Regions from separate parts of the Mus musculus genome. Here regions 1, 2 and 3 are each linked to region 4. A link is a loop called in an ENCODE intact Hi-C map of the cell type or tissue named here. Cell type or tissue: left cerebral cortex. All regions are shown on one strand.

What was found. Hi-C counts contacts between places; a loop is a spot of excess contacts. Peaks named below come from ENCODE experiments on the same cell type or tissue, not always from the same donor. Only the 100,000 strongest peaks of a DNase experiment are listed, where the experiment ranks them.
Region 1: a loop joins it to region 4, with 4 times the contacts of the local background. A loop is called at or near these places in 27 of 42 quality-filtered maps.
Region 2: it touches region 4 in a loop (2.6-fold over the local background); 27 of 42 quality-filtered maps call a loop at or near these places.
Region 3: a loop joins it to region 4, with 4 times the contacts of the local background. A loop is called at or near these places in 7 of 42 quality-filtered maps.

What each region holds. Positions count from the first base shown.
Region 1 is chr15:44,423,231-44,431,230 of GRCm38, reverse strand. Nudcd1 (NudC domain containing 1) reads left to right here and starts at 2,924. Exons shown (of 10, transcript NM_001113554.1): 1 at 2,924-3,569. The coding sequence starts at 3,455. Eny2 (ENY2 transcription and export complex 2 subunit) reads right to left here and starts at 3,120. Exons shown (of 5, transcript NM_175009.3): 1 at 2,989-3,120; 2 at 1,595-1,671. The coding sequence starts at 2,994. In left cerebral cortex, CTCF peaks have their summits at 3,359 and 7,599; DNase peaks (open chromatin) are centred at 2,854, 3,251, 3,593 and 7,652; H3K4me3 peaks cover 2,483 bases; H3K27ac peaks cover 1,481 bases.
Region 2 is chr15:44,435,695-44,443,694 of GRCm38, reverse strand. It overlaps Eny2 (ENY2 transcription and export complex 2 subunit), which reads right to left. Exons shown (of 5, transcript NM_175009.3): 5 at 6,010-8,000. Among named protein-coding and RNA genes, the nearest start is that of Nudcd1, 11 kb to the right of the region's middle. In left cerebral cortex, a CTCF peak has its summit at 4,368 (motif pointing left); a DNase peak (open chromatin) is centred at 4,335.
Region 3 is chr15:44,820,449-44,828,448 of GRCm38, reverse strand. It overlaps Gm33852 (a long non-coding RNA gene), which reads left to right. Exons shown (of 3, transcript XR_875330.2): 3 at 6,025-8,000. Among named protein-coding and RNA genes, the nearest start is that of Gm33852, 13 kb to the left of the region's middle. In left cerebral cortex, a CTCF peak has its summit at 4,368 (motif pointing right); a DNase peak (open chromatin) is centred at 4,376.
Region 4 is chr15:44,614,738-44,622,737 of GRCm38, reverse strand. It overlaps Ebag9 (estrogen receptor-binding fragment-associated gene 9), which reads right to left and starts at 3,298. Exons shown (of 7, transcript NM_001357691.1): 1 at 2,831-3,298. In left cerebral cortex, no CTCF peak of the experiment used is centred here; DNase peaks (open chromatin) are centred at 1,592, 2,948, 3,218 and 3,645; H3K4me3 peaks cover 2,112 bases; H3K27ac peaks cover 1,783 bases.

The DNA of each region.
Region 1 (8,000 bases), 190 kb after region 4:
ATAAGAGAGAAAACCACAATTCTCTAAGCATATACTGTCAACACCCCAGCACAGCATCTGCTATCTCTTTCTTCACATGGAGGTCTGTTTCTCCTTTGTTCTCCCTTCCATTTTGCTACTTTCTACCTTCACCACATCATCTAATTAATTTTTCTACCATCTATCTTGGTCCCTTCAAATCTACATTCCCATTGATAGAACAGTATCTACAATGAAAATATAATCTAGTCACTCCCTTTCCAAAAATCCTTACTAATTCCCATTATCCAAAGGTAAAGACAGAAACGTATGCTTTTGCAAGTAACTCACTCAGTTTCTGCTCTGTAAGAGAAAAACAAGCAAACACTACTGTGTCATTCTCCCTGTATAAATCTGGACAAGGTTCTTGTAATGTGAAATATGACCTGGGCACGGCTGCGCATAACTTGCCTATTACCTAAGCAAGATGGTAATCAAGTGAGGCTCTTTGCTGAGATAGGTACTCTGAGCTGGTGGAATGTAAATTTGGAACTGCTAATCTCTGCCACCTGTGGGTAGGGCCTGTTTGAGAATAAAGACAACAAAGACGAAAGCAGAGCTGAGAGAGGAAAAGATACATCTTGCAACAATATCTAAGTGCCTGGACTAAATGATGCATAAAAGCACCTTCAAATTTTCAATATTTTAATTAGATGGGCTTAAATAGTTCCATTGGTCAAAACAGTTCTGAAATTCAGTATGTTTTCAATGGCCAGAATTCTTACACAACAATTCATACTCCTGCATACTGTTCCAGCCACAAGCTTTCCCACTTTGCCTATATTGTGAGTTCCTGAGCACTTATCAGGTACCAAAGCTCTGGCAGCAGATTCTGCTGCTAGACTATCCTTTCCCTCTTTGACCTTGGGGACTGCAGATTCTTCTTCCACACTAGGTGAAATTCTTTTATTACTGAAATTTACTCAAACACCTCCAGGTAAAATGGAAGCAACTCCACAGTTCCTGACATTCCTTTGTACACTTGATTACCCTGCTCTGAGAGCCATTCTGTTTGTTTCTCAGCCCTTTCTTTAAACGTTTGCTCCTTAAATTAGGTTTTGAGCATAGCATTATACAATGGGAATACAAAGGTATCTCTGTCATGGAGGGTGGATCACACTGAAGACCATAAGCTAATGGAGTAGGGAGTGGATACAAGAGCTGGAATTTGAAGATACATAGCTGAGTATTTAAATAAGAGGAACAAGAAAGTCCTTCAGAAAATAGTAACAGCACATGCTGCCCCAGAGTTAAGGGCCTGAGGTAATTAAACACAGTTCTATAATAAAACCTGGGTAATATTCTCCAGCTGTAGATATTTGTGTCTTTGCGGTCTCTTTTCCACTTTGTTAAAAATGCCTTAGCAGTGTCACTGATTGCTTATCTTTGTATATGACACTTCCGAATCTGGTAATGCTGATTCAAACTATTACAGATGTTAAGAATAGAAACTCTGATAAGCTTTACTTTTCTGTAATTCTTTCCAGGTATGTTTTGGCCCTTGACACTTGAAATTCCTCCAATATAATTATTAAAGATGGTAAAACCTACTTTATTGATACAATTTATTACTCACCGTTCTCTTTCTCCAGTTTCTATTAACTTTTGGTTAATCGCTGCTCTCATCTGCGCATCTTTGTTCATCTTGCTAACCTGGACATCAACATGCATTTTGAGATACATAATATTTAGAAAAGTGTTTCCTTCTAAGACCTCTCTAGACAATCATCCTAATACATTGAACATTATAATAAGGAAAGGATGATAATTTTAAGTACCTTACATGGTATTATTATTCTTAGTACTATTTCCTGTATCCCAATTCCCTTCCCTCATAAGCTCTTTATTGTTTATTTTCTTTGTCTTTTTAAAAAGGGAATAACTACTATTATAATACCATTAAGCACTTATGTACCTAAAACTGAGAATATTTAACCCCCAAATTTGCTCTAATGACACAATTCCATTTTACAGATGAGAACACTGAGGCACAGAGACAGAATGTGAAGTCAGGTACTTGGAGTCCCACCTTATTTAATTGTACACTAATATCTGACTGGCGTTCATTTCTGCATCTTAACTGCATTCAATTTCTGGGTAAGCCATAGCATGCACACTAATAAAAGATACGACTATGAAAAATGAAATAAGACTATGTGCTTGCTTTACCCAATAAACTTCACGGAGAATTACAACTGCTACCCTAGCTTTGGATTTCATATCCTTATTTCTGAAGGGTAAGTAAGAAAACGAATTTCAAACTAGTCTTTGAGAAATTCTTCATTTTCAATAAAAAACAGACAACCAATGCCAAAATAGGTGTAGGGGAAAAAAAAAAAAAGCAAGGTTAACTTTTGAGCGCATTTTTGCCATTTAAAAGTCAGGTTTAAGTTAATGTTTTCCTACTTAGTGTGAATCTTCTTTTGTAATTCTCCGTCTTGTCTGTATGGAAATTCAGACTACAAAGAATTTTCAGAGTTGGGCTGCGCAAGAAGCAGGTGAACAGAGGGTTAATAACTAGGCAACGCTTTACTTCTGTAGTTGGGGCTTAACATTTCCAAATTAACTGCAAAAGTTTAGACAGTGTCATAGCAAGAACAGCAAAACTTCGTCTCGTCTTGGCCCCTAAAATCACGGATAGTGACCTTGGGCAAGTCACTTAATGCCTAAAGGCCTCAGTTTTCTCACTGGTAAAACCAGGGCGCTAGGGACTCCCTCCCGGTTCTGACATTCTTTAGGAAAATGCAACACGGCGCAGACAGCTGGAGAGGCGGGAGGGGAGGAGCCAGAAAACAAAGCGGGGACTGGCTCCCGGCCAACTCCAGCAGCACGCCCTGTCGGAGAGCCCTACAGGCCCGCGAGCGAGCGAGCGAGCGAGCGCGGGTCGGGGAAGCTAACGAAAGACAGCACATCGAAAGGAGCCTGGGCTGGGCCCGGGTCCCGGCCCTGAGGACCACGGGCATAGCTCACCACCATCACCGCGGGCGAGGGCCGTCCCTTCCCAGCGACGAAATGACCCTTGCGCTGACGACCGTTACCTACCACACTCTTCGGCTGCCCGGACTTAGACCCTCAGTAGCTCGGGCACCTAAGCACACAGAAAGCTAGACCACGCATTTCCGGGGCGGGATCTGGCCACCCTGCCTATAATGTGAGAATTCAACTAGCGCGGGCCGCCTTCTGGTCGCTCGGCCCTCTGGGTAAGGAAGTCCAGAGTCTGTTAGCTGACGTGGGTTCAGGGATCAAAAAACTACATTTCCCAGCATTGCAACAGAACCAAATTTCTCATGGACACTACACTTCCCAGAAGAGACGTGGCGCCGCAGAGTCGTCTGGGATGGGAACCACGCCGTTTCCCAGCCTCAGTTCCAGGAGTGAAGCGCGGACCTTTCAACAAGAGCTTTATTGATTCTCTTGCTGGGATCGGGGGAACGCGATGGAGGCGGCCAATTGCTCTCTGCGGGTGAAAAGACCTCTGCTGGATCCCCGCTTCGAGGGCTACAAGCTGTCTCTCGAACCGCTGCCCTGCTACCAGCTGGAGCTTGATGCAGGTGGGATCGGCGGCACCCTCTCGCACCCGGTTCCTTCTTGTTGAGGCTGCCATTGGCGCAACCCTCTGTCACTCCGGCTAGCCAGCCACCTCCTGCCGGTCTGCACCTAGAGCGGCCGTCCACGCGGGGACCCGAGGATGCCCCCTTTCCTTCCGCGCCTTAGCCGCGGCACTGTGGGCTGGCCTAGGCGTCCGCAGCTCAGGCTCGGATGTTCTCCGCCCATACATCTCTGGCTCCTGCTCTGAAGGTTCAAGTTGTCCTTCCTTCCCAAACCTTACCTTTAGTAAACGTGTTCGCTGAGAAGCCACACCTCCTTGGAAAGTCCCCAACTCCCTTTTTCCTTCTGACGCAGAATCATTTCTTGGGAGAGAAAAATTTCCACATTCAGTTAGCAGTTTCAAATACTCGGGTCCTGGATCATGCTACAATTTATTGAGGGCAAGTGATTTAGTGCGCTTACTGTTGCTTGCTGCTACTACTTATTTATCTGTAACTTCCTAGAGGCTATTCTCCTTTTTACAACCATAGGAATTGTAGTTTTGTTAGGGAAAGTGTCCAGGGATTTGTGTTTTTAAATACATGTCTCTGCAGATTCTTATTTTGATACAAGTTTTCCATAGGTTGTACTTTGAGAAATAGTGATCTAGAGGTGTTAGTCGACGTTTGAGTATCAAGCGTTACTTATGTATGTATCTATGTATCTTTTCTCTAGATTGTATCTAGATTGTAGGGAGTCTATTCTTGACTGTCCTGGCACTTGCTTTGTAGCCCAGGCTGGCCCAGAACTCACAGATAACCAGCTGCCTCTGTGCTGGGATTAAAGACATAAACAAGTAGACCAACAAATGCTTGGGTTTTTTGTTTGTTTGTTTGTTTGTTTGTTTTTAAAGTTTCTTAAGTGTAAAAGTAATTGTTGTGGGCCTGTTTTGTGATTCATCGAGATGATTACGTGATTGGTATAATCATGAGTACCTAATAAATCATAATCCATTCACTAATAAACATCTAATTACAGTATGGGCAAGTAGTGAGAGGAACGTGAGCAAATGTAATGGTCTAACTGAGTATGTTTTCTCAACTTGTTTGGAGACCTGGGAAAACTTCCGGTAGGAGTTGATGAGGGACTTGAGTTGTGAAGGAAAACAGGTAGCTGTTGGCTGGTATAAGAGGAGAGGTGCTTCCTTCTTTTTGTTCTTTCTCTTGGACGTTTTTTGTTGCTTTTCTTTCTGTGTCAATAAATGATCCGGCCATGTTTAGTTAGCCAATTGATTGGAAACAAAATTCGAAGGAACAAAACCTAATGGCTCAAGCCAGCAGGTTCTCCTCACTGCTCATTCAGTTACGAGTTGGCAGAGGCAGTTCTAGTCAGCTTGATTTGTCTAGATCACTTGCCAGATGATCTTGACTTGAGTCTTCCATATGGCTGGTCACCTTTCAACAGGCTAGCACAGGCTGTTTGCGGAAGTTAAGTCACGGTGTACATGCTGTTCCAGTGGCTGTCGACACATTTCCACTTGTTCCATTGGGCAAAGCAAATTAAATAATCAAGTGAAGAATTGCTGTTGGAAGACCCTAGCAGAGGGTGGAGATCTAGAGCGCTAAAAGTTGGGACAGTGAAAGTCTAGGAAATTATATTACTCTCTGTTAATGTGAAATCAAGGTACTAAACAGGTATAATGCCCAAGTTTCCTTGTGCCCTTGTGTAACTCTCTCTGCTGGCACCCACAGTCAGGAAATGAGAATGCTTACTCTCAACCTGATTTCTCTTTATTCAGTAGTGCTGCCCCCATTAAGATCTAGGTAATCTCTCATAGGTTTGCCCAGAGGCTTATCTATAAGATGATTTGGGATGGAGCTGGTTAGATGGCTCAGCAGGTAAGAGCACCCGACTGCTCTTACCTTGCTCTTACCTGCTCTTGAGTTCAAATCCCAGCAACCACATGGTGGCTTACAACTATCCCTAATGAGATCTGACTCCCTCTTCTGGAGTGTCGGAAGACAGCTACAGTGACTTACATATAATAAATAAATAAATCTTAAAAAAAAAAAGATGATTTGGGATCCTATGAAGTTGACAACCAAGATTAGAGCTGTCCATTTTTCTGCAAATCTCATTTTCTTTACAGCTGAATATAATGCATTTCATATACGTGCATCTGTGTAGCTTTCCTTTATTCAGTCATCTATTGATAAACATCTAGATTGATTCTGTTTCCTAGCTTTTGGGAAGAGAGCAGTAATGAATGTGAGTGTGCAGGGATCTCAGTGGTAGGATAGAGAATTCTTTGAGTATATGCCCAAAAGTATAGCTGTAGGGTCATAAGCTTTGGAGAAACCTCCATATAGATCTCCATAATGGCTATAAGTAGTTTAAATTTCCACTAGCCATAAAACGGGATCATCGGTGTGCGCTATCCTCTCATTTCTTATGGATGACACTGAATCTCAAAGTAGGTTTAATTTGCTTTTTTCCTGATTGCTAAGGATGTGAAACACTTTGATGTGTAGTGATGTGTGTTTTAGTTTTTTAGTTTGTTGTCGTTGTTATGTATAGTTAGCTATTAACTTTTTGTCTGAGTATAGAGCTAAAGACTTTCATTCTGTAGTCTGCCTTTCACTCTGTTAATAGTTTCTTTGCTGTTGAGAAAACATTTTAATTTTATATCATCTCGTTTATTATTTCCTGTGGTTATTTCCTGTGCTGATAAAGTATTGTTCAAAAGTTTTTTTTTTTCTTTCTGTGCCTATATCTTGAAATGTATTCCCTTTAATCTCTTGTAGCCATCTCAGTATTTCAGATTTTGATAGAGTTTGAAATAATTTTTATGTAGAGTGAATATAGTCAATAATTTAGGAGGGAAAGCCTTATCTGTTCCCATTCTAGCTCCCAAATAATTGACTCAAAGTCCTATTAAGTTTATTAACAAGCTTTAAACACAATGACTGGGCAGATGTTTGTCTATTCTAACTTTCTAAGCCATAGATAGGTCCCATGTTACTTGCAGTCTGAGTTTCCCTGGCTTGCTCTGTTCCATGTGCACCCTCATGGTGAATCCCTTGGTGACCTGCTCATCCTGACTCCTCTCCGATCCTTTGCTCAGGACCAATTCTTTCTCATTCTCCCCAGACACACCTCCTTCGGGACTGTCTCCCTGGAATCAGAAGTCCTGCCTTCTCTGCCCAGCCATAGGCTAATCAGCTCCTTATTAACTAATCAGAGATAATTGGAGAACATTCTTTATAAAGGATAGATAGAGGAGATGGTTCAATAATCATGACAGTGCCAGCATCTGGACTGTATCTAGATTCCTGGACACAGAAATCAGCTTCTGAATACACAGTACACAACACACACTCCCAAAACAAAACAAAACAGGTTTTATTTCATTCTTCAAGTAGGTAACAAGTGTGCCATTAGCATTTATTAAATAAGCTGTGTTTTTTCCAGTTATGTCTTTGACACCTGTGTGAAAAATTAGGCAGTCATAGCTGTATGGAATGATTTTTTTTGGTCTCTCACGTGTTCTCAGTGTCTGCCTTCATGCTGATGTCATGCTGTCTCTATTCTTATATTTCTAGAATAAGGTCAGGTATTTGATACCTGCAGTAATATTGCTGCTTAGAATTGTTTTGATTATTTGTAGTCTTATGCATATCCATGTGAATTTTTGGGTTCTTCTACTTCTATGAAGATTGCCATGGAAATCTTGAAGAGGATTGCAGTGAATCAATAGAATAATTTTGGTAATATATCCATTCTTACAATATTAATCCATCCAGCCCATGATCATGGACGGTGTTTTCATCATCTTATATCTTTCTTGATTTATTTTTTACTTTTTAAAGGGGTGATGTTCTAATAGGGAAACGGTTAAGAAACTTCTGATTTGTTTTGCGCTACCTAGGGTTCTTTATCCAAAGATGACAAAAACCATGCTTGGCTTATTATTGCTTAAAATCACTACTGCTTTGAGCCATTACAGTCTGATATGCTTCCTGCATTAGTACATTTCATCCACACAGTGGTGCTAGAAAGCCAGCAATTGGTTACAGTTTCTCTCTTATTTAGTGAAGTATATATTTTTAACCATCCCTTATAAAATAAATACTTCCTTGAACTGAAGGAGATGTTTCCATAGTCCCCAATCAGCGTTCTTATAATCTTAGGATTTTGCTTGTGACGTCTGAAATGTTTCCAGGCTTCAGCCACCTCTCATTTGGCTGACCTCAGCTCCTCTCATTTGAGTGACCTCAATGGCTTCTTAATGGTTTTGCCCCTTTTCTGCTGCAATCAGTTTTCCAAATCATTGTTTTTTACATACTCTCTCAGGACTCAAGTGTGAATCTTACTCTCCTGTTTAGAAACCAATGAATTCGTGCTTACTTCCTTTATAAAGGAAGAAATGAAGATAAAGTGTCTTATAATCAATT
Region 2 (8,000 bases), 180 kb after region 4:
CCTGTATGCAGCAATATGTTGTGTCCTGTTTAGGTAGGCAGTCTGTTAGTCTATGTCTTTTTATTGGTGAACTGAGTCCATTGATATTAAGAGATAATAAGGAAAAGTAATTGTTGCTTATGTTATTTTTGTTGTTAGAGTTGGGATTCTGTTCTTGTGGCTATCTTCTTTTAGGTTTGTTGAAGGATTACTTTCTTGCTTTTTCTAAGGCATAGTTTCTCTCCTTGTGTTTCAGTTTTCCCTTTGTTGTCCTTCGATGGGCTGGATTTGTGAAAAGATATTGTGTGAATTTGGTTTTGTCATGGAATACTTTGATTTCTCCAACTATGGTAATTGAGAGTTTTGCTGGGTATAGTAGCCTGAGCTGGCATTTGTGTTCTCTTAGGGTCTGTATAACATCTGTCCAGGATCTTCTGGTGTTCATAGTCTCTGGTGAGAAATCTGGTGTAATTCTAATAAGTCTGCCTTTATATGTTACTTGATCTTTTTTCCTGACTGCTTTTAATATTCTATCTTTATTTAGTGCATTTGTTGTTCTGATTATTATGTGTTAGGAGGAAATTCTTTTCTGGTCCAGTCTATTTGGAGCTCTGTAGGCTTCTTGTATGTTCATGGGCATCTCTTTCTTTAGGTTAATGAAGTTTTCTTCTATAATTTTGTTGAAGATATTTACGGGCCCTTTAAGTTGAAAATCTTCATTCTCATCTATACCTATTATTCTTAGGTTTGGTCTTCTCATTGTGTCCTGGATTTCCTGGATGTTTTGAGTTAGGATCTTTTTGCAGTTTGCATTTTCTTTGATTGTTGTGTCCATGTTTTCTATGGAATCTTCTGCACCTGAGATTCTCTTTTCCATCTCTTTTATTCTGTTGCTGATGTTCCCATCTATGGCTCCTGATTTTTTTCCTAGGGCTTCTCTCTCCAGAGTTGCCTCCCTTTGGGTTTTCTTTATTTTTTCTACTTCCATTTTTAGATCTTGGATGGTTTTGTTCAATTCCTTTGCCTGTTTGGTTGTGTTTTCCTGTAATTTTTAAAGGGATTTTTGTCTTTCCTCTTTAAGGTCTTCTACCTGTTTAGCTGTGCACTCCTGAATTTTTTTAAAGGGAGTTACTAATGTCTTTCTTAAAATCCTCTACCAGCATTATGAGATATGATTTTAAATCTGAATCTTGCTTTTCCGGTGTTTTGGGATATCCAGGACTCACTGTGGCGAGAGTACTGGGTTCTGATGATGCAGAGTGGTCTTGGTTTCTGTTAGTAAGATTCTTACATTTGATTTTCATCCTCTGGTAATCTCTGGTTTTAGATATTCTAGTTGTCTCTGGCTGGAAATTATTCCTCCTGTGAGTGTGCTAGCCTCTGTCAGCTCTCCTGGGAGACCAGTTCTCTCTTGAGTCCTGGGGGTCAGAATACTGCCTGGAGGCAAACTCTCTGCTGGTAGGAAAGGTGCACAGAGTACAGAGGATCAGCTCTGCCTCCTGGCTGAGGATGAAGGACTGAAGGGACCCTGTCCAAGAAGCTCTGTTGCTTCTGTGGCCAGCGAGCTCTCCTGCTTGGACCTGCCTGAGAGAGACCCTGGATAGAAAATGGTGGTCTCATTTGAGTCCTAGGAATCAGAGCACTCCCTGTAGGCAAGTTCTCCTCTGGGGGGGAAGGTGCCCAAAGGACTGAGGATCAGCTCCACCTCCTGGCTGAGGATGAAGCTTAATTCAAGTTCTTACACAAAAGCTCCTGATAGAGATTTTGAGGGACTCTCAAACCTCTCCCTAAAATTCATTTCAGCCCTTCATTGTCTTGTTTGCTTTCAACATTATTAACTTCCAAGCTTCCACTGAATAGTCTGTTAGGCTTGGAACACGAACTGCTTTTCCAGCTCCAAGTTCCAAGTTCCTTCTACAAAACTGTCCCTGAAACTAACATGGTCAAGCCTGTCACAGCAGGATCCCATTTTCTAACACCCATTTTTGTCTTGGTTTGTTTTCTATTGCTGTGATAAACACCATGAACAAAAGCAATATGGGGCTGAAAGAGTTTGCTTTGCTTATGTATCCTGACCACAGTACACCGTGGAGGAAAGAAGTCAAGCAGGAGCAGAGGCAGGAACCATTGGAGCAAAGATGCTCACTGGCTTGCTTCCAGACTCATATTCAGCTACTTTTCTTATACTTCCTGGCAGTAGTGTGGTGGCACCAACCACAGCAGGCTGGGTCCTTTCAATCAGTGGTCAGGAAATGCTTCCACATACATGCCCACAAGCCAATCTGTTGGTGGTAATTCCTCAATTGATGTTTCTTTCCAAGTACCTTTAGTTTCTGACAGTTGAAAACTACCCAGAACACTTAACCAAAAATTGTTATGCTTTGAATATAAAATGTCCCCCACAGGCCCATGTACTGAATGCTTTGTTTTTCTTTTGGGAGGTGTGAGAAGACTGAATGGGGAGCCTTCTGGTGGAGATAAGTCCCTGTCCCTTTCTGTCTGAGCTGAAGGGCCTTCTCCACCATAGGTTTCTGACATCAGAATGTCCTGTCTGAATGTGCAAAGCCAAGCCACCATGAGCAGAATCCCCTGACACCACAGCAAGCACCACATCAAAAACAATGCTGGTGATACTCAGAATGCATCATTTCAAAACCAAAACTTAGGAAGACTGTGACATGTTCTTTAACAAAGTTCAGATGATCAGATGCCTACAGAGAATAAGTCTGGAGCAATCATGTTTAAGTTGTTAAATGGGGACTGTGTGTGACTAGAAAGAAATGAAGCAGGCATAGAGATTCTAAGGATAAGCCACGGACTCTGCTCAGGTGAAGTCCTTGAAGCTCTGTAAACTTACTATAAAAATAAAATCTGAACTGAAGTCTGTATTAAGTCACTACAAAGTGGCGGAAATGGAGGAGGAGCAGAAAATGCAGCAGATAAATGTGTCATTTTCACTAAATATGCTTTATGTCTGTGTATAAAACCTGCCTTTATTGGTGGATAAAATATGAAAGACAAAGTTTAGGCTTAGAACTGATTTATGAAAACTGAATGTTAGAGTATATATGCTAGGGTCTTAGCCATGACTTTGACTTTTTATTACCTTTTCTAAAACTCATGACCTCATACTTCTTTATTCTGTGCATTTCCCTAGCCAAAGAGAGAGAGAGAGAGAGAGGGAGAGGGAGAGGGAGAGGGAGAGGGAGAGGGAGAGGGAGAGGGAGAGGGAGAGGGAGAGGGAGAGGGAGAGGGAGAGGGAGAGGGAGAGGGAGAGGGAGAGGGAGAGGGGGAGAGAGAGGGGGAGAGAGAGAGAGAGAGAGAGAGAGAGAGAGAGAGAGAGAGAGAGAGAGAGAGAGATGGGATTGATAGGTAATGTCAAATGGAATTCTTATGGAACTAAAGAAGCCCTCAAGCATATTAATGGTAGAAACAACACTCCCATGTTGTTAGGATCTTGGCCACAGTGTATCTCCACCAGACTGAACACTCCAAATACAGTGTGCAACAGTATTTAAGTCTCCGGCACAGCAACCAAGCTATGGCTCTATGGGCATTTCTGTAAACTCTATCTTGTGACTCTTTTCTTGTCAAAGCCCAACTTTGATATAGGTAGCTGTTTAGAAAATCTAAACTTTGAAGACTCAACAACAACAAAATTAGAGCAATGGAAAGTCACTGATTATCATTTAACTCTGGTGATTCTAGGCACAGTGCCACTTGTGCTTGTAATAAACATGGCTCCAGCTCCTATACTTAGAACTACTCTGCGGCAACACTGCAGCATGAGTGTGGATCCTACATGCCTTAGTTCTTTGATTACTATTATCATTGTAAAACATGTCATTGACTGTCCAGTTCTGGGGTATTATATATGCTCTACGCTGTTTCTCTTTACGAAAGAACAGAGGAAAAAATATATGGATTTTTTTTGGTGGGAACAATAAAAACACTTTTATTTCATTTGTTAAGACTCCCTTGGGCTTGGGATGCAGCTAAGCAGTAAAACTTACCTAGCATACATGGGGCCACATGTTCATCCCCTGCACTACAATAAATGCCAGTTACTGAGCTAAAATCTATTCCCCTCTCCTGTTATAAATCAGTGAAATCAAACTATTTTGGGAACTGTGTATGCTATTTAAATCAACCTCCTGAATTATGGAATTGGCTTCTGAGAACGATAGCAACCTGACATCTACACCTTATGATAGCGGCCTCTTAGTTAGTATCAGCACATTCTGACGTTCTCACATTAAGTTTTAATCCAACAACACTTTCATCTTCAACAAGCTGGCCTCTAAATTGGAATTGGGCCCAGTAAAATGTGATACTCAGCTCAATTAAAGTGAGTCCCAGAGAGGATAAATGTGCAGGTGCCAGGGGCCCCCTTGTGGCTGATAAGTAGAGTAACCATAGGCACATATTGAATTTAATTGCCATAAATTTATTCTTATTTTTCTGTTGATCCAGTTAAAAGGCCATTTTAAGAATTCTCTGCTGAGTACTGAAGACAGAAAGACAAATGGGATACAGTCGAAGCCATAGGGAGTTAAGAGGGTAAAAATGACTAGATTTCAACCTTCCTTGCTAAGTACTATATAGTGATGTTAATTCTGGGAACCAAATTTGAATCCTTTGAAAGCATGCACCTATAAATGAACTCCCCTGCCCTAAAGACATCATTTTTTATGTGAATTTCACAGCAGCTAATACTATCTAGAAAATTCTGACAAGTATGTTATGTCTTTTCCACACACAAGAAAACACATATTTATAAATTTCTAGGCAAGCTAACATAAATCCATATATTCTCATTACCCTATCAGTATTTAGGTCTATTAATTCTTGCCAGGACACTATCCAAACAGTGAAACCAAGGCAAGAGTCATTCTTATCTGCTACCCAGTATCTTATGATTAATGAGATTAGAACCTGAACGATTTGATTGTACTTAACATAGTTTCATTCAATGTCTGTTCAATGGTTTCTGCTCAATAGTAGAAAATATGTAGGATTTTATGAAGTCATATTAACACAAGCTAGGCTTCTGCAAGGGTTAGACATGCGCAGGCATGTGTTACACACACACACACACACACACACACACACACACACACATACACACACACAGGATCAATTCCAACACCAGCTATTGAGCAGCTGTCACCGTTCTCTTGTGTTGGGTGGAACTTTCTATCAAGTTATGTAAGTGTTATATCCAGTTACCAACCAGTCCCTGGCTTGGCATTGCTTAACCAATGATACACTTGTAATGCCTAAAGTGACTGTATAAATGATTTAGTTGGGTCTTCTTTCCCACTATAAAAGAAGATAGAGTGATGACTATACTAGCCCATGCAGGCCTGGAACAAGTGTCTTAAGTTTCCAACACCGAGTGTGAAAGGGTGGAGGTTTCAGTGAATTCCTACTTTACATAAATCAATGAGAGCCAAAAGTGTTCACAAAGTTGATTTATTTACAAATACCAGTGATTCTAGATTCAATCTACAAGACATTTATAAGATGCCAAAGAGAAAGGTGGTAGGGGAGTCTTAGCATTGTTTTAAATCTAGGCTGTTATGGGCCCCAGAGGTGGCACACACCTGTCTTCCCAGCACTTGGGAGGTAGAGGTAGGAGGATCAGGTATTCAAGACTTACCTAGGCTACATAGCAAGTACAGAGAAAGCCTGGACTACATGTGACCCTGTCTCAAAACAAACCGGGGTGGGCGGGGGGCTGGGGGGGGGGAGGGAAAGAGGCCAAAAATACCATTAAAAACAAAACAAAAAAACCCTCCAAAAACCGAATCTATGCTCTCACCTTAAATTTCTACAAAGCATTTTAAACTTGGTTATTTTTCTCATTGTCAAGGAGTTTCCAAATGCCATTTTTTAAATCTTTTGGGATATTAAAATAATATCTTTATAAGCCTTTTCAGTTTGTTTCTATATACAGAATTATGAAGAACCACCCCTTATTTTTAATACTTTCTGTGTACCATGTAAGACTACTTTTTTTTTATAATTGGTAACAAAATGAAAATTCCTATTTAGAACATAATGAAACTGAAAATATTACTTTGGGCGAGATTTTGGGTGTACATATCTCAAGATCCAAATATATAATTCTGTAAATGACTCAATGACATTTAAACTTAATGTAGTGTGGACGATGAACCCTTTTCTCAACTGTACCTATATATTAGGACTTTATCACGTGCTCCTGTAGTGCTCACTCAGTTCAGTCACTGCCTTATCCATTCTTTCAGAAATGAGAATCATACAATGAATTTGTTCCCTCCCCTCCAGATGGGCTAACATCCCTGTGCTCCCAGGTCTCAGGATTCATGCTCAAGGCCAGTGTGAGGCTAGCTGACTGATGGAGGGACAGCCTACCTCAAAAATCCAAAAAGAAATCAGTGACAAGGAATTGAAATCATGAGACTGTCAGAACATTTAAAAACTCAAGCTGAACTCTGAAGGGAAAGTAGTAACATGATGACTTAAAGGGCTTCCTAGATGTTATGATTTTTGAGAGGTACTAAGAGATGGAACAATTTTTTTTTTTTTACAGACTGCAGAGATAGAAATACGTGCTAGATTTAGAGGGGCCTAGCTAGTATGCTGAGTTTGAATTTCATCCAGTATTGAAACATTTCAAGTAGGGGAAATAAATGACCAGACTTGAATTTCATAAGGCCACATAGGCAGGGAAACGATGAGGAAGATAGTGGAGGCACAGAGGAGTCACTGCAATCACTTGGGCTTAGGAGGGCCACAAATGATAATCCAAGTTTATAGCTGGCCCTCAACCAATCAGCAGCAGTAACACAAACACAAAACTAAGGATGTTTCACAAGTAGTCTTGTTTTTTCCCTCCGAAAAATAGCATTAATATTCATCTTGAGTCACTTGTGTCTGAGAGACCCCATGAATAAGGACTAAAACACAGGTAGTTAATAGGGGAGAATCTTACTGTTAAAGTATGGTCATTTAAAGGTGTTTGTGAACTATCCAAGGAAGTAGACCCACTGGTGGGCATATGGGCAGTGAGGCTAGAATTAAGTCTGGTTGTGAGAATGTTCAGCATATATCAATCTGTTGATATTTGAAACATGGCAGACTCACCTCCTGGGATTCAACCAGGGAAAACATATTATTAATCAGAGGACTCAGAAGAAAGTCCAACAAAACATTACTTAAAAGTTACATACAGCAAAAAGTACTCCACAAAAAGCCAGAAAGGACTTCCAATGGTAGGAAGCAGTGTGAGGAGGGGATGCAAAGTTCCAAGTGGAAGGGTGGCCAACATAATCACTCTGCGTCAAAGGTCACACTGATAGACAAGAGTCCATTAGATCTGGTAATCCTGATTGATGTCAGAGTAAAGCTAATTGGTAGAGATTATTTCCCATTAGAGTTCTTTCTTGACCTCAGAATATGGGGATGCAATTTAGAGATTCTGCTTTCAAAGTTCAGATGAGTAGAAAATGTGGTGTTCAGTCAGCTTGGAAATGTTCTGTCTTCCACTAGATGGTAATTTCTTTGAAGCATAAGGAAGGCACATACAGATTAAGTAAGACCCAGTCCTAACACTCAGAATTTGTAACAAAGAAATAGACAACCTACAGTACAAAGATGGAGCATCACAGTTATCAAATGTGAGGAATCAAAAGAGGAACAAACCATTTGTAGACAACCCAGAAAGGCGTCTCAGACGTTAGCACAGAGAATCACACATATAAATACTGGATAATAGTAATTGCTGGCATTTTTTATCTCAACATTTCTAGGCAATCAGTAATAAACAGAGTCCCATTTATTCCAAAATAAAAAAATTGAAACTCATTCATGAGATATTTATTAAAATAACACATTTAGGGAAAAAATCAATACAATGTATACATTACTGAAAACTGTATACCATCATACAAAAAAGGACTTTATTTGGGAAATCAATTTCTAATTATGGCAAGTTTTACTTTCAGAAATAAATCCACAGACCAACACATTCTAAT
Region 3 (8,000 bases), 210 kb before region 4:
TTTTCAGTTGCTACCTGCTAGGAAAGGAAAAGTCCGCTTTCTCCAAGGGAATGTCATTGTGTATGCCAGCCACACATCAGGGCAGGCCAACACAAATGAATGCCATGGGGTTTTGCTTGCTTGCTTGCTTGCTTGCTTGCTTGCTTGCTTGCTTGCTTGCTTGCTTGCTTGCTTGCTTGTTTGCTTGCTTGCTTGCTTGCTTGCTTGCTTGTTTGCTTGCTTGCTTGCTTGCTCTTTAGTGGGCTCTATGCTTTGTTTTGACTTTTTTTTGTCTCATTGTCTTGGTTATTTTTAAACAATCTTAACATTCTTCAATGCTCTTTTTATTCTAATTTGTGTCTTCTAGGTTTTTTGGTTTCTTACAAGCAAAAATACATTTTATTTGATGATGTGATTTTGTAAGCTAAAAACTGCCAAAATAATGACGTTGAATTAATAAACACAACTAATATTTCATAGCATGATGCTGCCAATGAAGAAAATACATGTGAGGTTGTTAGAAAATGTCTTTTTATTTAATCTTTTATTAAATGAATATTTTATTGGAATGTAGCGTATGTACAGAACATCAGAATATCATACTTTCTCCCTGAGCCATGATTTCACTTTTGCTTTTAAAAGACAGTCTGGATGGATCTTTCCTAAAGTTTTGAAAGGCTATGTAGCACAATCATCAAAATCCAACTGAGATGTTACTCAGCCCTCCACAACCTGATGAGACAGCAATGGAACAGGGAACTCCATTCATCTTCATGAGCTCTCTCACCTGCTAGGTACTTAGATTATTATTTAGGCTAATGCATGCATGCACATAAAGGAAAAACTGTATCTGCTATGATTATTGCTTGGACTTTCTTGAAATACTCTGCTTACATCTTCACCTCATCTTAGGCTACTTCTCTTCATTTGACCCTATGTCACAGTCAGAACTCTGGGTGCAAGTTACAGTGTACATGACCTGGTGCCTAGCCCGTTCCCTCTGAAAGTCTGAGCCGCTTCAGTTGACTCCATTTCTGTTCTCACTTTCCAAATTCCATCTTAAGACAAGACACAGCATACCCTATAAGCCCAGAACATCTTCTATCAGCTCCCAAAGCAGACAGCACTCATTGTGAGCACGCGTATTTGCTCTACGTAGCTTACTTTCTGTGTTTATCTTAGTTGTACCAGTCTGTAAACCCTTTGGAAGCAGGGAGCTTCTCTCCCTCGTGTCCCTACTTGCAGTATCAGGCACAGTGCTAGTATCTGATACATCACAAATGCCTCTTCAGTAAATATCAAAAGCCAAGAAAGTAGGCAAAACAAAGACACGTTTTCCCATTCACACACCTTTTTAATACTGGACATAAATGCTTATAAAATTCTAGTCTTCCCCTTGTTGCTTTAAGTGCTTTTAGCACCTCAAGGTGGGTCTGTAAGACCTTCTTTAGCCCTGATCATACAGCAAGCTTGATGACAAGAATGCAAACGGAAGTAAGTCATTGCAGATGAGCAGATCCTTTGCTCTTTCTCAACCTGTGCTGTATACACACTGCGCACAGCCCACCTGGCTGAGCCAGCCCTTTTGGCTGTCAGACAGGAACAAGAATGATGGGTGTTTGCTTGCTTGTTTTTGTGAATGTCACATCATGTACATATTTATGTACTTCTATGACACATAAAAGTGGTCTATAAAGAGACCACTGAAGACTATCCACTGATCTGCACTACAGGACACCCAAAACTGTTCTCTCGGATGTGTTCCTCTCTCCTACCCACTTCCTTACCAAGTGCTATTGAGAACATCTCCTTAACATCCAGTAAGCCTACTTTCTTTTCTGCATCACCTTAAATTTATTCAAAGCTATCTCCATTCAGTACTAGACAATCTACGTGTAGCCACAACCTCAACTATACACCTTTACAGTCCATTTCTTAAGGCAGTGGCTCTCAACCTTCCTAATGATGTAAGCATTTAATACAGTTCCTCCCGTTACAGTGACCTCCAATCATAAAAAAATGTTTTTGTTGCTATTTCAAGACTGTAATTGTGTTCTTATGACTTGTAGAATAAATATCTGTGTTTTCTGATTGTCTTAGGCAGCCCTTGTGAAAGGGTTGTTCAAACCCTTCAAAGGGGTTGCAACCACAGATTGGAAATCACCCCCTTACACACACACACACACACACACACACACACACCAAGTGAAGCCATTTACTAATCCTTGAGTGCCCTAAAGGAAAAGGTAATAACCATCCCCCAATTCAAAAGAACTTTCTACCTTCTGCTCACCAGCCACACCTCATGTTCCCCCCACACTCCTACATTAGCCTGTCTTTAAAAGCCCTCCCATTTCAACTGTTCTTTATAATTCTTTGTATATTTGTCTTCAACTTTTAGCTCTCATATTAATGACTAAGAAAACCTTATTCAGATTTTCATATAAAGATGAATTTCCCAAGGATAATCCCTACATTCTGATACTTTATAAGAGAGAAAACAACTACCTTTTTCATCGAATAATATTAATTCCCTCCTTAAGTACCATGAGCTCTCTGGTTCATCAGGATTAGCGTAGCCCTTGCAGTAAAAAAGGTTTTCAGTAGTGTTCATTGCCTTTGAAAACAAAACAAGTCTTGATGTCATCGTCCCTCTACTATTGAGAAAATAGAACACAGTTCTTATCATGACTCTCCACTAATCTTCCCAAACAAAAACCAAGTTGTTCTTCTGATATAATAATTAACTCACATTGATAAGTATAGATTATAGCAAGATTACATTTTATAATTAGTCTGAAAAGATCTAGGTTTCCTCTGCTTCCTAACACATGACAGAATTGCCTAATCCGGAAGACAGAGTGTGTTGTATAGTATCCACAATTTGGACAATTTTGTGTAAGTGGACAGTTGGCCTGAGCATTGGTGAAGCCCTGAAGCTAGCCTAGTGAGGCAGGAAAGCTCGTGTAATGGAACCAGGCTATGCAGGTCAGGCTCTGGAGCATCCTCCTATGTCTATGTGATCAAATCAAGCTTCTCTGGCCCTCCACTTCACGTCTGTCAATAGAATTATAAATGGGGATCCTTCACAAGGTTGTAGAAAGGAGGCGAAGGGTAAACCTATGCAGGGCACTGCAAATGATTTGTGATCAACCCTGCAGCCACGCATGTGCAGGGGTACTCAGCCAGGCTGTTGTTGTTGTTATTGTTGTTGTTGTTGTTGTTGTTCCAGCTCGAAGGCATTAAGGCTGAATCTTCTTCTTAGTCCTTTTTGAGGTGACCATCTCATGTGATTTTTAAGCAGATTATAGGACCCTTACAATAGCTCATGTGATTTTATCACTATCTCTAGTTTGCAGATGAAAAGACTGGCACTTGGGTGACTTCCCTAAGACCACACACAGAACCAAGCCCTAAGCTCACAGATTTTGGCTACAAATCAGACCCATGGGACTCAAGTGTCTCTGCCATCACACCTAAGAAGCCTGCTTCCCTATGTTCGCACTATTTCTCAACGGGCTTCCTGCATCTCTTCCTGTTTAGTGCTGGCCACAGTTCTTGAAGAGACTCATAAAAAAGAGGTCTCTCATGGAGTTGGATGACCAAAGAAAGAGTGAGCTGGGCATTTATGGGTCCTATATGGGTTCATTGGCTCTTTTCTCATGAAAACCAGTTAAATGCCCTGGTCTAGTTATCCATATTTGGAACATAATTAAACTAGGAGATCTATATCGGTTTTCTGGGTCTACCAGAGAAAAGAGGGAGGGAAGGAGGGAGGGAGGGAGGAGACGAAGAAGAAGACGACAACGAGGAGGAGGAGGAGGGGGGAGGGGGGAGGGAGAGGGAGAGGGAGAGGGAGAGGGAGAAGGAGAAGGAGAAGAAGAAGGAGGAGGAGGAGGGGAGGAGGAAAAGGAGTGGGAGGAGGAAGGGGGAGGAGAAGGAAGAAGAGGAAGAGGAGGAGGAGGAGGAGAAGCCCTCATTCTCAAATACATCTTTTCACTCTTTTAAAGTATTTAGCTCCATCTGCTCTCCACCCAAAACCAGTGTATTCTTAAAGTAAAACCACAAATCCCTTAATACACTATACAAAAATTTACCTCATGTTACCTGGATCTATTCTAAGATTAATTTTCAGTTAATATTTTGGTTTATACATCCAAATCATACCTGAATTTTTTTTTCAATACCAGCATTTGAAAACAAAGTGCCAACAACAACAGCATTATACTAGTCTCACAACATTTAAAATGCATAAAGTCATCCCACTTTGGATACACACACAAAGGAAAAAAAAAAAAACACAATTTGTTAATGTATAGTAAGATACCAAGAAAGAAAATACAAAATGAATCCTTGGAAAAGATCTGTCCTGAAATTCTAAATTTAACCCCAAGAGGGCAGACTTGACTCAGTTCTGGAGTTCATGGCTTTCAAAGTGCTTGGAGGAATACACAGATGCATGACAGATGGGAGTATAAATTAGTAAAAAGAAAAAAAAAAGCAAAAATAGCATAGGTTCGTTTACAGGAATAATAAGAATGCTCACCACACTTTGACTTGTTTTCAAGCAAATAAAATGCTTTGTAAAGCATGAGCCTTAAACTCATAAAAGATACACAAGAAATAGTCCTACAACACTTGAAAATACCTTATAAAAGTGAGAATAACCAAAAATTTTAAATAAATAAGTTGACTATACAGCAATCAGGATAGTTTGGTAGCAGTTAACTTAGACATGACATAGTAAACAAACAATGAAAAGGATGTGGTATTTGATTTATTCTGGATTGAAAGCATGCACAAATCAAATCCAGAAAGAAGTATACAAAATGAAAACAGGCTTTTAGGAAGGTAGAATTTTCAATGATTTCTTATTTTCAGTATCATTATAGAGCCTTATTTGCACCATGTATTTTAATCTCTTTGTCTAGGATAAAATGTGCATGAAATATTATATATATACATGACCTTCTTCAGTAAACTTGGCTGCATCTTTAATGCTATAAACCAATCTGAGCATAACCCACACAGGCTGGTTAGCACTGGGAAAAAGCACAGAAGCCAAGGGCATGCACTCTCTGATCAGCTGACAGAGAGGGTGAGGATGTCATGAATACAGCAGGTTGCAGGGACTGAGGTTCAAATACAGGTAAAATCCAGGGCTCGTCTCTGGGCAGCTTATGGTTCACCAGCACCACTGCCACAGGAAAATGTGACACAGCCACATAATTTACTTCTTTGATCCAGGAACTTCAAAAGGACCTTTGTGTTTACCAACTTTCCTTTATTATAACAAATAAATAGCTGGGCTGAATCACTTACATAGAGTAGGGGGGGTTGGGAATAAAATTTTTCTCTTATATAGAATGAGATGGCTTGGGAACAAAATTTAGGAAAGTTGATTCTACCCATTGGTTTAGTCTTGTTGCAAAGCACCATGATGGCAGGAGTATTCGGCAGAACAAATCCCATCTACATCATAGGTAGGAGGAGGACAGACTAGAAAGGACATGCAGTCCCCTTTAATGGCATGCCCCCCATGACCAAAGACTTCCAATTCCAATATTAATCCTTCCTAGATTTTGACCCCTCATCCCACTGCCCAGAATTTGACTATGATATTTTATGTGTGTTGTGGTATGAATGTGATGTTTTTCCCCCACAGGATTATAGGTTTAAATACTTAATCTCTGATTGGTGAACTGTGTGGGAATCTCACGGGCACATTAGGAGATGCAGCCTAACAAGAATGTAAATAAACTTGGGGAGTAGGACTGGAGATGATGCCCATCTCTGGTTTCCAGGCTGGATCTCAGCGCCATAACTCTTCGAGGCATGAATATGTCCAGTTTACATCCCCAACATGCCATGCTTTTCTTGACATGACAGGCTACGGCCTCTGAATTGTGAGCCAAGTAAGTCCTTCCTCCACTAAGTGTTTCTGCCAGGTATTTGGTCAAAGCACTTAGGTAACTCAGTGTGCTCTGCTTTGCTCCTGATCCCTGAACTCACGAGATTGAGTTATTCTTTGTGCTTTTCTGCCAGCCTTCCGGAAGAGCTTGTGGAGTGAGGAGAGGAACCTCAAAGTGAGCCCACCAAGCAATATTGAACAAGAAGACTGGGGACGCGTCTTTGACTTAGTATGGGAAGAAAAGTCATGAAGCTAATTGTATTCAAAGCACTGAGATTCTTATTCAGTTTTTAGTGCAGTAAACATCAGTTGATATCTACTGAAGGCCATAATGAAATGAAGACCATACAGAAAATGAAAGACAGCTCTTGTTCTGTGGAGAGCAAAGGCTTGTGCTTACTACAGTCAAGTGACTGTACAGGGGGAACATGCAAGAGGAACGAGGAAGCTTTTAGATTAAACATTTGAGAGTGACCAGCAATGCAGATCCTGTATTATTCTGGGAAAGAAGAAGAATGAAAAAAAAATTTTTAATGAGCCATGTGAGAAACTTTGGATACTTAACTATATCTAAGAACAAGTAATAGCAGAGACAAAGTTGACAGCAGAAACCAAGGTCAATAAAATGCTATGACAATTTGCCTAGATAGTCCTAAATGTCCTCATGATGATCAAATGACATTGATACATGTCAAGTATGGAAATAATGTAATCAAAGTGCTCTTCTAAAGTGACTGCTCAAATCTTATTTTGGAGAATGGATTGAAATTGTATTCCATTACATTAACATTTACATTGAGATACCTACAGGCATGGTAACCTGCAGGATGCATAAGAAAGACTTTCACTGCGTGAGCCTGAGATAATATGTATGAAGAGAATAAACTAACATATTGCAGGTAGGAAGGCAGCCATGCAATAACAGTAGGCGTATATAAGCCTTATTTTATGTCATCAGTATATCAATTATGCAGAGTATTTACTGGAACTGTCTTATAGAAGAAAAATGAGAGTATGAAAGTTATGTAATTTATTAAAGACTCATAGCTAGCAAGTTACAGAATCTAAAATCAGAGTTCAATTGCTCTGAATTTTAAATCACGGAACCCTGAACTCCCACTCTATGTAGCCCTTTGTCTCTAGGCTATTTATTTGGTATCTGAGTTCCTACTTAGCAAAGATGCGGACAAAATACAGAGACATGAATACAAGTTCCATCTAAACGTTCAACTCTCTGACTCCACAGCTTTTCAGTCATTGGGCAGCATAGAGGACCAGAGTTAATCCAGCAGGACTGACAGCAGGAGGCAAAAGAAGTCATGTGGCCCTGCAGGTCTCTGAGATTACTTGATTTCCATTCCTATTAACTGGCAGTCTGAGCCACATTATTTGGAATAATTAACTATGTGTCTCTAAGGAATATGTCCTTTCCTCCTCTCTTGCCTTTCTGATAGAAGAATGAGTCTAGGAGAAAGGACAAAATATCTCCATGGAAATGAACCTTCTGTCTCATTTCCAACAATGAGGCCATCTTTAATTTTTTCCTGCTCATCCTCCTACACCTTGATAATGTCATCGTTTTTATACCATTTCTGAGGATAAGGAGCTCTGAGGCACCTGCATTAAGCAATTATCCTAGGGATCAGCAAGCCCAAGCCCGTGATATTTACTTAAAATTCTCAATTTGGTGGATATGTCAAGGTCTTTATAAACAATACTGACTTTTTCCACGTTAGCAAATTAGTACCGTGTCCAGAATAATCATCCCCACAAGGAGAATGACATGTTCTTATATCCCATCTTCTTCACTGGTGACAAGTGCCATTTCAAGCAATTTGTGAAATAAAATTTTAAGATTGCATGGGAATAACGCCTAAGTTGCAAAACAGAAAAAAATGATTGCATGAAGCTAAAAGAGAAAACAGAGGGTCTATCCTGAGGGTAGGCAATACAGAGCTATCTTAGTCTTTGACAGATTTTTGACTTACAAAAAGCATTTTACAAGACAGTAACATGCAAAAAGCACTTTTGAAAGCTTCGTGATCACAGAGACGGCTCATGTGGAGTCCTATCAAATGAGATGCAGACAATAAAATCTAGGAACCAAAAA
Region 4 (8,000 bases):
TAGGTATTTTCCTCATTTACATTTCCAATGCTATCCCAAAAGTCCCCCATACCGTCCCCGTTACTCCCCTACCCACCCACTCCCCCTTTTTGGCCCTGGCGTTCCCCTGTATTGGGGCATATAAAGTTTGCGTGTCCAATGGGCCTCTCTTTCCAGTGATGGCCGACTAGGCCATCTTTTGATACATATGCAGCTAGAGTCAAGAGCTCTGGGGTACTGGTTAGTTCATAATGTTGAAAGGAACAGTTTCTTAATCCCATTGTTTTTCTATTGAGAAGGTTAACATTTTCTATTTTATACTACAGTAATATCTATATACTGTACTTTCCCTAAACAATACTTCTCTAGAGGGTTTTTAACCCTTTATATTCAGTTACCATTTGCAAAGTAAAACTTGAAAGAAATGACTGATTCCTCACTAGAAGTAGAATAAACTAAACAAGTAGAATGATAACTGACGGCTTCATTTAAAGCTCATTTGTCAACAAAACAAAAAGCAATTTTCCCAAGGAGAGTGTAAATATAGCATTCGTGCATGCTCTCCATGGGAAAATGGATGGAACTGAAGACCACAGTGTTGGACAAAATAAGCTAGAGTCAGAAAGGTAAAGACAGTATTTTGTCCTCATTTGTAAAAGCTAGATTTCTAATACAATACATGAAAATAGGGTACTGTTTGACAAGAAAAGGACCAGACGGAGAACAAGAAACACTAATGGGAGGAAGGAGGTGAGCTAATTACATTATCTGGGGAAATGAAATATAATGAAAACCAATATTGTGTACAGTATATGCAAATATATACTATTAAAATTCAGCACAAACTGTTAAAAATATAATTAATTTTCAGAAACAAAATATAAAAGGTAGCTAACAGATGTATGGCATATAGCACTGGAAAAGAAAATACAGGCAAAGAGATACTCCAGCAAGATTTTTTGACAAAAAAAAAAAAAAAAAAACCACATTTAATATTTTGGGACTGTGCAGAGGGTTTAGTGTTAGGCTAAGAATGAAATTTCATGCAGAGCCTTGGCAGCTACTGCCATTCCCTTCTCAACTATCCTTAAGTGTCATTACTCAGTCAGTACCTATCACCTTGAATGGCTCCAACAAAATGTAGAAATAAAATTTCAAGTTTAAGTGGAAAAGCAGAAAGCCAGATTATTATTGATAACAGAACAGAATGCCACCATAGCTATTAACAATATCTGAATTCTGTGATAAATCTGCTTCTGTAATGAGTGAATCCTAAAATTCACTGACCATCTATTATGAATCAAGCACTATCTAAACAGTAGCTAACTGCATCCACAGATATTAATGCCGTCCATTCACGTAACAGCAGCGGTGTAAGCACAAGTTCTCAAGCTCCTACAACTGCTTGCATTCAAACCTACATCCATTTCATCTGAGAGCTATGAAAACCTAGTCAGGAACATTCTTGGGAATCAAGGAAGATTTAAGTTCTAAGCAGTTTCACTAAATGTGGGAAATGTAAGCAAACTACCAAAGCAGCACTTTGTCAATGACAGGGATTTGTAGACACGTGTAATTCAGGACTTGTGCATATGGCATATGCTACAGCGCAGTAGAAGGAACATAGATTAGCACCACCTATGTAACACATGTGCACTGACACCAGGAAACACTTCCTGCACTGGGGCACCCACTGCTACTCAACCACTATCTGGAGTTTCTTTCTACATTTGCTTTTATTCAAAGGAAAAAGAGCCTAGAAGGGCAGGACCCCACCAGTGTGGTTTAGTTTGTTATCTCTACATCTTAGCCAATGACAGCATTTAGGTGGTCCAATATTTCTTGAATTAAAAATTAAAAACTTAACATTCCTTGGGCCCTTAACATGTTCAGAATTTAGTTCAATAGTTTCACCATTCCTATATAATGGATAAGGCCTATAAATGGTCTGAGTAATTTAAACAGGTTAAATCAGCAGTGGCTGGAGGAGGGGAATCCTAAGGCCCTGATTCTGTTTCAAACGATTTCAATTTTATACATATCACTACAGTCTGATTTCTAAAACACCTATAGATTCTCAATTAGGAAAACACTTACTTGGAGCTACTTTGCAATTTGGGTGTTTTAAAATGCTTTCTAGAACTGGACAATATTGAAATAACCTACCAAAATACTCAAATTTTAAAAACGAAAATGACTAAGAAAATGCAGAAACTTTATGCCAGAGAAATAATTTTGAAGAAATGGCATTTCCAATTAAACAATAGGAAGAAGAGCTCTGTTGTGACAACTAAGAAAGATTTCCCTATAAGGGAGGAAGGCATAAAGAAAAAGAATCCTGCATGACGTGGTCAATCTGTCCTTGTGCTCAATTTCTTCAGATCCTGGAGTATACATCAATTAAACTATAATTCATTAAGCCAAGCCAGGTGATACTCATTAAACGAGTCATCAAATGCTGTCCTAATCCTGCATTTCTAAGTCTATACAATTACTTGAAAGTCCCACGACCTACGAAAGCACAGAATATACTCAAATTAGGTCTGTGACTCGCTAAAGTTAAATATCATAAAGCTCCCAAATAAAAATCTACCTGAACTCAAACATGACAAGGAAGGGTCAACACCGGAGGCATGTAAGCAAAAGCAGAAGTGCAGTTTTGGAAAGCTGGTGGTAAAAACCGAACATTCTGTACCATCAGGCCTTCGAATTTGACACCCCGGGGACTGTTAGTTAACCAAGGTGGGTTAAGATCTTCTGAATGACTCAACGGTGAGTCTCATAACTAAAATAATTTTCACTTTCAGATTACCCACCTAGAACTTGCTGGCGGAAAAAAAAAAAATCATACCCACTGCACAGATGAGCAAAACAACACACACGCGAGCTTTCTGGTTACGCAATCCCACGCCCGGTGGCGGGCGGCATGTGAGGCGTTCTAAACTGCTGAAGGTGGGAGCCGGGTGGGATGGGGTTTGGATGTTGGGCAGATCGGCCCCGAGAGGTGCGAGGCCCGTAGAGGAGGGCAGGAAGGCGGCACATTGCCCTTGGGAAAGACTGAACGTGGGGTTTTTCCGGGTCGGCAGCTCCCAGGCGGGACGCCCGTGCGGGACCGCAGCATAGCGAGGGGACAGGGACGAGCCGGTTCCAAGCCACGCTCGGCTCTCCCCACAGGTCACCCTGACCCGGAAACAGTACCCCAGAGTGGTGGCTCGGCGAGTGGGAGGTCGAGGTAGAGGGCCGAAGAGAAAGGCGGGAGGGCAGGAAGTACGGGGCGACCCAGAGGGTGACCGGGAAGCGCGGCCACCAGCCGCAGGCCGGACCGGGTCAGGAGGCGGGTGGGTAGAGAAAAAGCCCCTCGCGGGCGCGCGCAGGCCGCACACACTCACCTGCCCCTCCCCCTCCCCGCCCGCCCGGCGGAGGCTCCGAGCTGCCGCGGGCCACGCGCGCTCACGAGGCGCGCGCGCGCACAGCCGCTGTCTGCCTCGAGCTCGCGCTCCGCCAGCTCAGTCCCAGCTCCGCTCATTCAAAGCCGGGCGCGCGCTCCGTCGCAGCCGCCGTGGCCGCCGCGCAGCCGCCATGGCCGCCCCTTCTCCAAAAACCCGCCCGGACCCCGCCCTAGCTCCGCCCTGGCCCCGCCCGTTTCCCCGCCCAGACCCTGTCTCCAGGCTCTGGCTTCCGCACTCTGCCTCTCGTACTTCTGGCCCAATAGAGGATAGATACGTCATTGACGTGCAAGTCGCAAGCCAATGAGTGCATAGGGGCGTGGTTAGTCGGGACAGTGCAACTGCTTTGGCCTTTTGTTAATAGTAGTGTGTTGGGTTTTTTTTTGTCCTGGAGCAACTGGGCTCCTGCCAAGTTGTTTTCCTTTCCTCCTTTGTAGATTAGTGTCTCGCCTGTGACCAAGTCTCCTGTTCCATCCTTAAACCTGTCTGCTAGATGGGGCCAAGGCGAAACTGCATCTAGATTGTGAAACATTGGCGAAGCCTCTCTGTCTCAAAATGATTTGGGTGTGACTAGGACAGACCCCAATTACTGCTGGACCTGAGACGTTTACACGTCTCTTTCAGAATTTATCTGGCTCTGTTTAAATCTTAGTCCAGTTTTTAACTGAAAGTAAGGCGGGTGATTCTTCTAGGTCCCTCCTTATATCCTGCATCAGGGGCTAGCCTTTTTACCCAGCTCTTGTCTTTTTGGGGTTCTCTCTTGCAATCGGATATTTTTCTGCTGTTTGATTGACTTTTGGTTTTTATTTTTTATTGTACATGTTACTTTGTTCCATAAAAATGCTTTCATTTAAGGAAACATTGTAACTTGAACAGATACAACCTCCTACCCCCTTTTTTTCCTCCCACCGCTGATAGATCCTTGTTCTTCTAGACAGTTTCACTTCTACGTTTATACATACATATGTATGTATGTATGTACACAAGCATATTCTTTTCATGTTTTCTTTTCTTTTTCTATCTTGTGTGCTTGTAAAAATCCGAGTTTATTGTTCTGTTGGACTAAGAATTCTTAAGAAGCTACTATTAGGAAGTGGCTGGCAAGGGAGTGTGTGTGTGTGTGTGTGTGTGTACATATATTTGTGTTTATGATATATCGAAAAGTTGAAAGCAGTTTTTTCAAATTCTTCCTCAACTAGCCTTTCCTTCCTATTCCTTTTTAAAGATTCAGCTGCCTTTGTTCTCTCACCATGATTCGTCTATCCATGTAACCTGAAATATTCTACCCCCCACCCTCTTCACTGCAATCTGCTCCATATTTTTATTACTATTTATTGTGCTTTATTTTCTTTGAGAAAGGTTCTTGCAATCCTGAAACTTAAGCCCCTCCTGCCTCAGCTTCTACAGCATTCTGAGATTACTGGTGTGTACCACTAATCCAAGACAGCAGTTTAGTATGCTTACCCTAACAATGAGGAAAAAGTAAATTTAGGATTCTTTCTCTGGTTCTAGGTAAACATGAATTAATTTAATCTGGTCTCCTCTTAAGTGCATTTAATACTTGCAATGCTTTCAGTGCAGTCAGGCACATATCAAGCAATCATAGATAATAGCCACTCAACTATCATAAAGCTGCAACATTTTTAGTAACTACACAGCCACACATCAAATAAATAAATGAATAAATAAATCACCTGAGGTCCCTGAAACAGGTATTCTATCTATAATCCAATCTAGTATTATCCAAATTCCAATAATCTATAATTTCTGCCATTTTTTGATTTCCCGAAATCCTAATAGGAGCATGTTTTTTTAATGTGATGACTTACATCTTCGTTTTAAATTACTTATTATGCCCCATGATAATCTTCTTTTTTATGATTTTTTTTTTTTAATAATTCACCATTTCCAAATTGAAAAACCAAAGGAGGCACATGTTTCTACAGAAATCCTGGTGGCTGGGTACTTGTTTCACAACAGAGAACAAAAGGAAAGCAACCATACTGGCTAGTTTTATATCAAAATGTTACAGGCTAGAGTCACCAGAAAAGAAGCCTCAATTTCATTGAGAAAAATGCCCCTATAAGAGAGGGCTGTAGTAAGCTTGTGAGGCATTCTGTTAGTGACTGATGTGGGAAGGCTCACCCACTTGTGGGTGGGGCTACTTCTGGGCTGGTGGTTCTAGCTTCTATAAGGAAGCAGGCTGAGCAAGCCACATGAAGTTTGCCAGTCAGCAGCATTGCTACACGGCCTCTGCATCAGCTCCTGCCTCTAGGTTCCTTCCCTGACTGAGTTCCTCTCCTGACTTCCTTCAGTGATGGACGATGGATATAAAAGTATAAGCCAGATAAACCCTCTCCTCCTGAACATGCTTTGGTCATATTTCATCACAGCAATGAGAATCCTAAAATGACAACAAAATTGCATATTGCAATCCAAATTCATTTGTAAAATACCTGCAAGAGAAGACTTTAAATCTTGTTGGTGATCTTACATGCCGACACTTCAGGACCCCTCATTGGAGACAGCTTATTGAAATGTGTAACTTTAAGTCTTGCCCATTACCCAAATCTTGTGTGGGGGCTGAAGGGAATGACCAGATGTAAAGTGGGAAGAACAAAAAGATCTTAAAATTCACAGGCCATTAAAATTACCACTAGAAAACACTCATAGACCATAATCATTACTGCCAGTAAATGACTTTTTCTGGATTGCCTTTCTCCATGGGGTCTAGCTCATTCTGCCTGCTCTGTGCATAAAATGTTTGCATTTTAAACATAAAAACATTTTAAAGTTTCTGATCTGCGTTCTTTTGATTTTACTCAGGCTCCATTGTTTAAGTTCTTCAGCTGTAGTTGAACCTGGTTCACTGACCCTGTTCAAAGGTTGGAAGAGTCCTGTACCCCACACCAATATCTGAATTTTCACCAAAGGGTGCTTTTATTTTTTATTTTATTTTTTTTTTTGTCACATGGATAAAACTTGGACGTTAATAGATTTTTATTAATGAGCGGCTGTTCGTCGTTGAATACAGATTATGAATTCACATTTATTTCCTGATGAAGTGAGACAAAGGCTTGCAGCTCATAACACAGAGTGACAGTCTGAGCAGGCATATTTGAAATCACAGATTTTTTTTTTGATAATTTTAGTAGATTGTCTTATTGGTCTGTCTACTAGAGAATTTTATTTGATTTTAAAATAATAAATGTCAATATTCTGGGAATTTAAACATTTTTGACCACTGATGTACTTATGAGTACACTGTAGCTGTACAGTTGTTTGTGAGCCACCATGTGGTTGCTGGGATTTGAACTCAAGATATATATATGCAGGTTTGTTGGGAAGCTGCTCTTGGAAGGGTGAGTTCATTGCCCTCAAGGAAGAAGAAAGAAGATCAGGGAAGTCCCCATGGAAACAGAGGGAAAAGAGGAAGAGAGAAAACATGTGCACAGAGAGAAGAAAGGGAGTCGGGGAGAGAAAAGGAGAAACCAAAATGTCTGGGTTGTATAGCAAAGAGCCTCTGTAGGAAGAACAGCCCAACTAATGACCTGAAAAGTTCAGAGTTGGGGGCATGGTATGTCATGTAGGGACTGAGGAATGCTGGGAGAACCTGAAGGGCTGTTCTGTTTTGATATGTAAAATATGCCACTTAGCTCTTTGTTCTGGGATCTAAAACCTAACAACTAATGTTTAGGGTTAATAGTTTAATAAACAAACTGAACAGTTTAAAGCATCTTTTTTTTTAAAGATTTATTTGTTTATTTTATGTGTATGAGTACACTGTAGCTGTACAGTTGTTTGTGAGCCACCATGTGGTTGCTGGGATTTGAACTCAAGACCTTTGGAAGAGCAGTCAGTGCTCTCTTAACCGCTGAGCCATCTCTCCAGCCCAGTTTAAAGAATCTTAAAAAAACAAAACAAAACAAAACTTCTTGTGTATGTTCTTTGGTTGGTGGTTCAGAATCTAGGCCTTCCCGTTCATATGTAGCTTGGCCTCCATGTGCATCCTGAACAACTAGAACTAGGACTGTCACAAAAGCTTTTATCTGTATTATCTTTATTTGTATGTTCTATTAGCTGGTCTGCCTTGTCTTGCCTCAGTGGGAAAGGCCATGCCTGACCTTACTGAGATGGGAAGTGCTAGAGTTGAGGGCATACCTAGGGGTTCCCTCACCTGCTCAGAGGAGAAAGGGATGGGGGATAGGGGATGGGGGATGGGGGATGATTGTTGGAGGGGGGTGTGACCAGGAGAGAGGCAGTGAGTGGGATGTAAAGTGAATAAGTAAAAATTTAAATTAAATTAAACACTTCTGTGTTGTTAAGTGAAAATTAACTTTCTGTGGAGCATTGTATTGTCTCCCCCACTGTATGAGAGAAGCAGTAACCATTACCTGGTGCCTATAACAGGAAGACATGAGAGCTAAGAGCAACTGTTACAGTCAGCCTGGATAGAAATTTAGAAAAATAACACATTTTATTCATTTTTTGTTTTTTTCCTACTAAAAATAGAGTAAAGTGAAAAAAGGTTAAGTTCTCACTCTGTGACTAGGATTATGGTGGGGTGCTATAATG